Regions from separate parts of the Homo sapiens genome. Here regions 2 and 3 are each linked to region 1. Evidence: read pairs that join two places in POLR2A ChIA-PET (ENCODE). Cell type or tissue: GM12878. All regions are shown on one strand.

What was found. ChIA-PET counts read pairs that join two places held together with the same protein. Peaks named below come from ENCODE experiments on the same cell type or tissue, not always from the same donor. Only the 100,000 strongest peaks of a DNase experiment are listed, where the experiment ranks them.
Region 2: POLR2A ChIA-PET joins it to region 1 with 5 read pairs; 2 of 35 experiments call an interaction of 5 or more read pairs at or near these places.
Region 3: POLR2A ChIA-PET joins it to region 1 with 6 read pairs; 1 of 35 experiments calls an interaction of 5 or more read pairs at or near these places.

What each region holds. Positions count from the first base shown.
Region 1 is chr11:76,150,930-76,153,429 of GRCh38, forward strand. No RefSeq gene overlaps it. Among named protein-coding and RNA genes, the nearest start is that of WNT11, 54 kb to the right of the region's middle. RefSeq lists enhancers at 1,028-1,908, 1,560-1,649. In GM12878, a CTCF peak has its summit at 1,428 (motif pointing left); DNase peaks (open chromatin) are centred at 1,372 and 2,092; H3K4me3 peaks cover 1,357 bases; H3K27ac peaks cover 1,080 bases.
Region 2 is chr11:75,823,166-75,825,665 of GRCh38, forward strand. All of the region lies in intron 1 of UVRAG (UV radiation resistance associated), which reads left to right. Among named protein-coding and RNA genes, the nearest start is that of UVRAG, 9.2 kb to the left of the region's middle. RefSeq lists an enhancer at 1,251-1,330. In GM12878, no CTCF peak of the experiment used is centred here; a DNase peak (open chromatin) is centred at 1,386; H3K4me3 peaks cover 2,052 bases; H3K27ac peaks cover 2,353 bases.
Region 3 is chr11:75,872,346-75,874,845 of GRCh38, forward strand. The region is part of intron 3 of UVRAG (UV radiation resistance associated); the gene reads left to right. Among named protein-coding and RNA genes, the nearest start is that of UVRAG, 58 kb to the left of the region's middle. RefSeq lists an enhancer at 1,230-1,731. In GM12878, no CTCF peak of the experiment used is centred here; DNase peaks (open chromatin) are centred at 1,276 and 1,576; H3K4me3 peaks cover 1,641 bases; H3K27ac peaks cover 2,021 bases.

The DNA of each region.
Region 1 (2,500 bases):
CATCTATCCGTGCTGTCCAAAGACAGCAGACACCAGCCACATGGAGTTCTGAAGTCATTGAACAGTGGCTAATCCACATTGAGATGTGCTATGAACACAATCCACACTGAACTGCAGAGACTTTGTACAAAAAAGAATGTAAATTCTTTTGTATTAATTTTTATATTGATGACGTTAGAATGATAATATTTTGAATATATTGAGTTAAGTAAGATACAATTAATTTCATCCATTTCTTTTTGCTTTTTAAAATGTTACTACCTGAAAATCTAAAATTACATATGTGACTTGCACTTGTGGCTCACATGATTTACTATTGGGTGGTACTGCTCTGGATCTAACTACCAGTTTATGGGAAATTCAAAGGGCAGATGAGCCTTTAACACCAGGAAAATGCAATCAGAAAAATCCAGACGGTTGGAAACCCCGCAGGACGAGCCACCTGGTTTCTCCAATAAATATATTGAAAGAAAAAATACATAGAAGAAGGGAAAACCTATTAACAAGAGACTCAAGAGACATATAAATCAATCCCATTATGAACCGTGCTTGGTTCCTGTAAACTAAACAAACTGAAAAAAAGAAATTAAGGGACAATCAAAATGGAAGCACTGACTAAATATGATATGAAGGACTTGTTATTTGTTTAGGTGTGATAATAGCATTGTGGTTTTGGTTTTTTAAGTCTTTGTTGCTTAGATGCATAGAGAAATATTTACAGATGAGATGCATCTGTCTGGGATTGGGGATAGGGTGTGAATGGGGTGTGGAGGAAACAAGATTGGCTATGGATGATGGATGACAGGTGACTGGAGTCCGCTGTGCCTTGTGGCACACACCCTGCCCTCCAGCCAGGTGGATGCACTTGCCATTCCCAGAACGCCCTGCTCCTGCAGCCCTGGGGCCTTTGCCGCCATGATGTCTCTGCCTAGAATCTTCCCCCCTAACCCACAGCAAACCTCTGTCCACCTGTATGCCAGAGCTCAGCTACCCTCTTCTCCTCTTTGAAGTCCTCTCTGACGTCTTCCCCACTCTCCACCCACCCACTCTCCCTCCTTTGTGTTCCCCCACTACCTGTGTGTGCTTCCAGCACAGCCCTTCCTACATGTCCCTACGTGTATGTTTCCCTATCTGTCACCTTCAGTAGCCCATGAGCTCCCACGGGGCAGGCGCGGGATTTTAAGGCACAGCTTGTGCTCAGGAAAACTGGATAGATTCGTCTTGGTGTGTTGAGTGTCCATTTTACAGAGGAAGCAGTTGGGACCCGGAGAAGTTAGTCTTGGCTAAGTTCACAGAGCTAAAAAGTGACAGAGCTAGGACTTGAAATCAGGACCTTTGAGTCACGTCTCTGCCTGACCTCAGCCCTGCGGGCCCCGTTCCCGCCATTCCTTCCTGCCTCTCACGTTGACTGGGCTCCCCCTGTCGGTCGGCACTGGCTGAACAGCCATGGAGTGGCGCTTTGGGGAAACCACGGGCGACCAGGAAAGATCTCAGGCAAGCCTCGGGTAAGTGAGCTGTAAACTGAGACCTGAACCCAGACACAGCCCATGCCAGGCCGAGCGAAGAGCCTGTGCAGGGGCTTGGAGTAGAGAAGAGCACGGCTCCTGTGAAGGATTCAGAGGCTGGAGCTGGGCGATGGGCCACCGCGCGGAGGAGGCGCGGGCGGTGGTCCGAGTTCCTCAAGGGATCTACAGACGGCGCCCCTCCTACCCAGGGTGTTTCCTGATGATTGTATTTTGTATTTCAGCGTTGATGATTTTTTTTTTCACTACTTCACCCCCTCCCAAACGCCCAAAACTGCCTGGTGATTTTTTTTTTTTTTTTCAAAGTGCATCCTGACCCCTCTGGCTGCCTCCATAGACTCAGCTTTAGTCCCGGCCCATCCTGCTGGCACAAGGAAGCCACCGCATGTGATGGGGTGTAATTTACAGCCACAACCCTAATGTGCAGAAATATCACTTTATTTCCCCGTAACTGTCCTCACCCGAACCTGTTTTGGCCGCTGGCAGCAAAACGCTTATCTGACCACTTCAAGGCAACTCATTCATCTCTAGTTAAAGATTATCCCCTAGGGGGTAAATGCTCAAATTCCCCAAATTTCCTGACCTCACCCCTTCTGGCCCCAGGGACCAGGCTTCAGGCAAGTGTCTCCTGACCTGCCCGTGGTGTGGCTCATCTGGGTGTCAGGGGCCGGCCCCACTGCAGAGGCCCTTCCTTGGTTCTCACCCTGGGACCCTGTGCCCCAGGGCAAGGCCCACTCGGCTCCCTTGGGGCTCAGCCACCTAGCCCACTTTCCCTCACTGCTGAGATCAGGCCACCTGCATGGACTTCTCTACTCTGCTGGTTGGCTGTCCTGCACCCTGAGGAACACGGAGGACTTCTATGAAGGCTTGCCTGGCTCTTCCTGGCAGGCCTTGGGCAGTCAGGTCCCTGTTTCCCATTTAGAACCCAGAAGGGGACAGGGACCGGAGAGGAAGTGCTTCTCTCCAGCTCCACGAAT
Region 2 (2,500 bases), 330 kb before region 1:
ACTGTGTACAAAGACCAAAGTATATATTTATTATTGTAAATTGAAGGGCCACAGGTAGTGTTTGTCAGGTTTCTCTGCTATAAGGTTACTCTTCCTCCCCTTCCCTCTATACTGTAGTCTTTGGAAGGAAGTCACTATGTGTAGTCCACACTTGAGTGAGATCTGTGCTCCCCCTTCTTGAGGGTAGAGTATCTACATAAATTATTTGGAATTTTTCTGTATGGGAGATTAAATCATGGCTCATTTCAGCCTCTAACTCCTGGACTCAAATTATGTGCCTCAGCCTCCCAAGTAGCTGGGACCACAGGTGCACACCACCATGCCTGGTTCATTTTTTAATTTTAATTTTTGTAGAGACAGAGTCTTGCTATATTGCCCAGGCTGGTCTCTACCTCCTGGCTTCGAGCAATCCTCCCGCCTTGGCCTCCCAAAGCATTGGTATTACAGGCATGAGCGACTGCACTGGGCCGGTAACTTAAAGTCACACAGAGTGTCAACAAAGGGACTACAATCTAGGTGTTTCCTGTTTGCCCTAGACACCCATTCTTTGCAGGGTTCTGGTGAAAAGTTTTAAGTACCTCAGAGTTTGGGACCATCAGGCTTTATATTTTATTTCCTACAGCACTTGTGCCTAACACTGTGCTGATGATTTAGTAGGAACTCATGTACAGTTTTTTTGTTTATGAGTCTTTCCCTTGAAGAACTTTACAGCCTAAAGAGAACAAGGAAAGATTGGATTCAGTGGTATTGAAACCCATGCAAAAAAACATGATAGAAGCAGAAAAGTAGATCTAAAGCTTGATTTTGCTGTATAGGATAAATATTTTCCCTTTCTGTGTTTATGTTTATTTGGATACCCTACTTTTGCTAATCTAATTTAATCATTTTTCTATTACTAAAAAAAAAATCAGCTTTATTGGCAAGGCCGTTCATCTTATCAGGAACATGTGCCTCACGCAATGCACTACCATGCCGTGTACATTCATTCCTTCTGCAAATATTTACTAAGCCCCTTGTAACTCGAAGAAAAAATGTAATATATAGTTGAGTATCTAAAAAGTAAAATGATGGCAATTTTTTGTGCTGGTTTGGCTCTTATAAATAAAATGATATGAGGAAGCCTCAGAAACTTAAGATATCAGCATCTTGAAATCATTATTTTTATGTGACAAAATGCTATTAGGAATTTATGTTTTTTGTTTGTTTCTCTTTTTCCTGTGAAAATGAGTTTTTTTTTTTTTGAAAGGAAAAGCTATGTTTATTTAGTGTTTACTTTAAAATGTCTCTACAGGATCACAATTCTTTGTGGTAGAAAATTCAGAAGTGAAACTGACTAGAAATAGAGCACAAGCAGAATTGAAACTAATAAGTTGGGCCTGAAGTGAAACGTATGGTAGAATGAAAAAAAATTAGATTTTCATAGTTTCCAAATGTGTATTTTTGATAAGCTGTGTATTTTTACCTGTCAGACATGTTACTGCTGGGGAGAAAAAGAAGTTTGTCATTTTTTTTTTTTTTTTTTTTTTGAGGCGGAGTCTCACTCTGTCGCCCAGGCTGGAGTGCAGTGGCACGATCTCGGCTCACTGCAAGCTCCGCCTCCCGGGTTCACGCCATTCTCCTGCCTCAGCCTCCCTAGTAGCTGGGACTACAGGCGCCTGCCACCACGCCCGGCTAATTTTTTGTATTTTTAGTAGAGATGGGGTTTCACCGTGTTAGCCAGGATGGTCTCGATCTCCTGACTTCATGATACGCCTGCCTCGGCCTCCCAATGTGCTGGGATTACAGGCGTGAGCCAGCGCGCCCGGCCAAGTTTGTCATTTTCAACGTACTGGAATGTGTACAGCTACAAACTGAAGGTGTTTTAGAAAAAGACATCTGTCTTATGAGAGAGGTTGAAACATTTTAGGTTTATGCTTTGTTTTAGGTTTAATGACATAAGTAATGTCTTTTTTTTTTTTTTGAGACAGCGTTACCCTGTTGTCGCCCAGAATGGAGTGCAATGGCACGATCTCAGCTCACTGCAACCTCTGCCTCCCAGGTTCAAGTAATTCTCCTGCCTCAGCCTCCCGAGTAGCCTCCCGAGTAGCTGGGGTGCCCACCACCCCACCTGGCTAATTTTTGTATTTTTAGTAGAGACGGGTTTCACCACATTGGCCAGACTGATCTCGAACTCCTGACCTCAGGTGATCCACCTGCCTCGACCTCCCAAAGTGCTGGGATTGCAGGCATGAGCCACTGTGCCTGGCCAGTAAAGTCTTATATTGTTAAATTTTTTCAATGCCTTGTACAGTATTTTAGCAGTTGCCTCCTTAGATTATAAAAGTAGACGAGTACACACAGAATGGAAACTTGACATTGGAATTTTACAATTCATAGTATACCTTCTTGATTTAGTATCACATAACCTTGTTTTCCATCTTATTTTAAGATGGAAACATGAATTTTGAATCATGGAATTTTGCAGATGCAAAACCTGAAGCCCTCTGAGGTGAAGCTATTT
Region 3 (2,500 bases), 280 kb before region 1:
CCCACAACATGGCCTTCCTCGTATACAAAAGTGATCTAATGCTGCCTTTTTTTTTTTTTTTTAGACGGAGGCTCACTCTGTCGCCCAGGCTAGAGTGCAGTAGTGCGATCTCGGCTCCCTGCAACCTCTGCCTCCCAGGTTCAAGCGATTCTCCTGCCTCAGCCTCCTGAGTAGCTGAGATACAGGCGCGCCCCACCACGCCCGGCTAATTTTTGTATTTTTTAGTAGAGGTGGGGTTTCACCATATTGGCCAGGCTGGTCTCAATCTCCTGACCTTGTGATCTGCCTGCCTCAGCCTCCCAAAGTGCTGGGATTACAGGTGTGAGCCACCACTCCCGGCCTGCTGGCATGATTTTAGAGTCAGTGTCAGATATTGACTTTGTCTTCCTGTTCCAGATATAACCAACCATATGACGTTAGACAAGTGACTTAATAATTCTTAGCATCAGCTTCTCCTGAAAAATTGGGATAGTGCTGTCTGTTTCACAGGACTCTTGAGTTTCATGAAGATTAAGTAAGAATATATAGTCAAATTAGTAGTATAGTACCTGGCACACTGAACCTTTGGTAATGGTGCTGGATATTGTAGAGGATAAATACGCTAGTAGAAATCCCTGCCTTTGAGGAGCTCACGTTCTGGAGGGGAAGACAGGCAAAAAAATCAGTGATGGTGATGTGTCATGCCAGGTGCCGTAAGAAAGTTAACCACTCACAGGTTCCTATGGGAGCATAGAGGAGCGGCAGCCAGCCCCATGGACATCAGTGAACACACAGCTTTCATTGTTCCCCCTTTCTTGTAATAATTATACCAGTAGTAAAAATGAGTAAAATGGTTTTTATTCTCTATTTATAAAGCATGATTCATATTAGGTGAGAAAGCGAATCACTTTTTCCAAATGAATCTTAAGCTATGCTTTCTGGTCTTGGCCTTAAATTTAATATTTTTGACCCCAAAGTGATTAGGTCTTGTTGCAGCAAAGTGCCAGGAATAGTTTTTTTTTTTTAATTCTGCAAATATTTGAATACTTACTTTGTCTCCAGGTTACTGTATTATCTACTTGGGAAAACAATAGCAAAAAAAGCCCCATCCTCGCAGTCGGTGGCAGGCAGAGAAGGCTGACAGTTAAAGAGAATTGGGAAGGCTTCTGAGGAAGAGATGTTTGAACTGAAACCTAGTGGTCAGAGAAACGTTAACCAGGAAAAGAATGGGTGGGGGTAGAGGCAGGGAGGGGGTCCCACCAGAGGCTCTCAGCTTCCTCATTTCAGAACTTGAGGTGGACTAGGCAAATTCAAAGGTCCCTTTTATTGCTTTCATTCCTAGCATATGTAAGCTAGAGGAAGCCCTCATTTTGTCTCTTTCTATGTTGTACGCAGCTTGCTTGTTTGTCCTGTAGTTCATGTTAAATTAAATCCGGTATAGTGCTCAGCATGTAGTAAATGGCTCACAAATGATTGCCATTACTCATGTAAGGTAGAGTTGGTGAAGGGTACTCAGTTCCAGGGGAGCAGGCACATCCTCAGGCTGCAGGCTAGAAGGCTTTTCCCCAGCATTCCTAGCTACAGTTTTCTCAGCGTCCTCGGTGGACAGTTGGGTGAACCAGTGAAGGGCCAGTTCCTTCTTAGCTAATCTGTAATGAATGCTTCATTCTTGTAGTAGTGGTCTAGGCTTTGCTATTATGTTTAGTCGTTTGTTTTGTCTCAGCTCTAGTCAGCTGTAGAGTCTGGTGATGGAGCAGCAAGAGCAAGTGTGAGACCTGTGGAGTCTCCCCAGTTCTTTCTCTCAGAGAATAGGGCATAGGCAGAGGGCAGAGTTCTTTCTTCCTTTTCTGCCTCTGGCTGTGAGATATAAAATAAGGAAATTGTTGACATTCTCTTTAGCCCGCCTTTGTTCTAAATTCTGTCTTTTGTAATTTGGTAGAAAGAGAAAAAAAAAACAACAACACACACACACAAAATGAACATGAGACAAATTCTAGAGAACTAGATTCAAATTCTGATACTGTTTTTACTAAGTGACCTTAGGCAAGAAGACTCAGTTTCTGTGTTTTATTGATTTTTAATTTTTCACAATTTAACATTCCTGCACAATCTAGATGCATCTTAAAACCAGTTCTTTTTGGTTGTATATACAATTATGATGCATTTTATGATTGGTGATGTCTTGGATTTGATGAAATATGGTATTTCGTCTTAACTATTAGAATTAACAAATTGTCTTATTTACTTCATGTGGATTTATTGTTAGGATTAACAAGGCTTATTCAGCAGATTAAATATTTGTATGTGCTAGAATAAGCATTCTCTATGCCCTTTTTATCTATTATTAATACTTTATATAGTGACTGTCACTAGTAAGTATTAAAATAGTAGCTATTGCTGTAATTAGTTTTTTATTACTATTCTGTTCAAGCTTCATAAAAACCCTGTGAGGTGATAGTTTTATAACTGAAGATTCTGAGACACAGGGAATTATGCAGTTCAACAACGTGGCTTCATTATA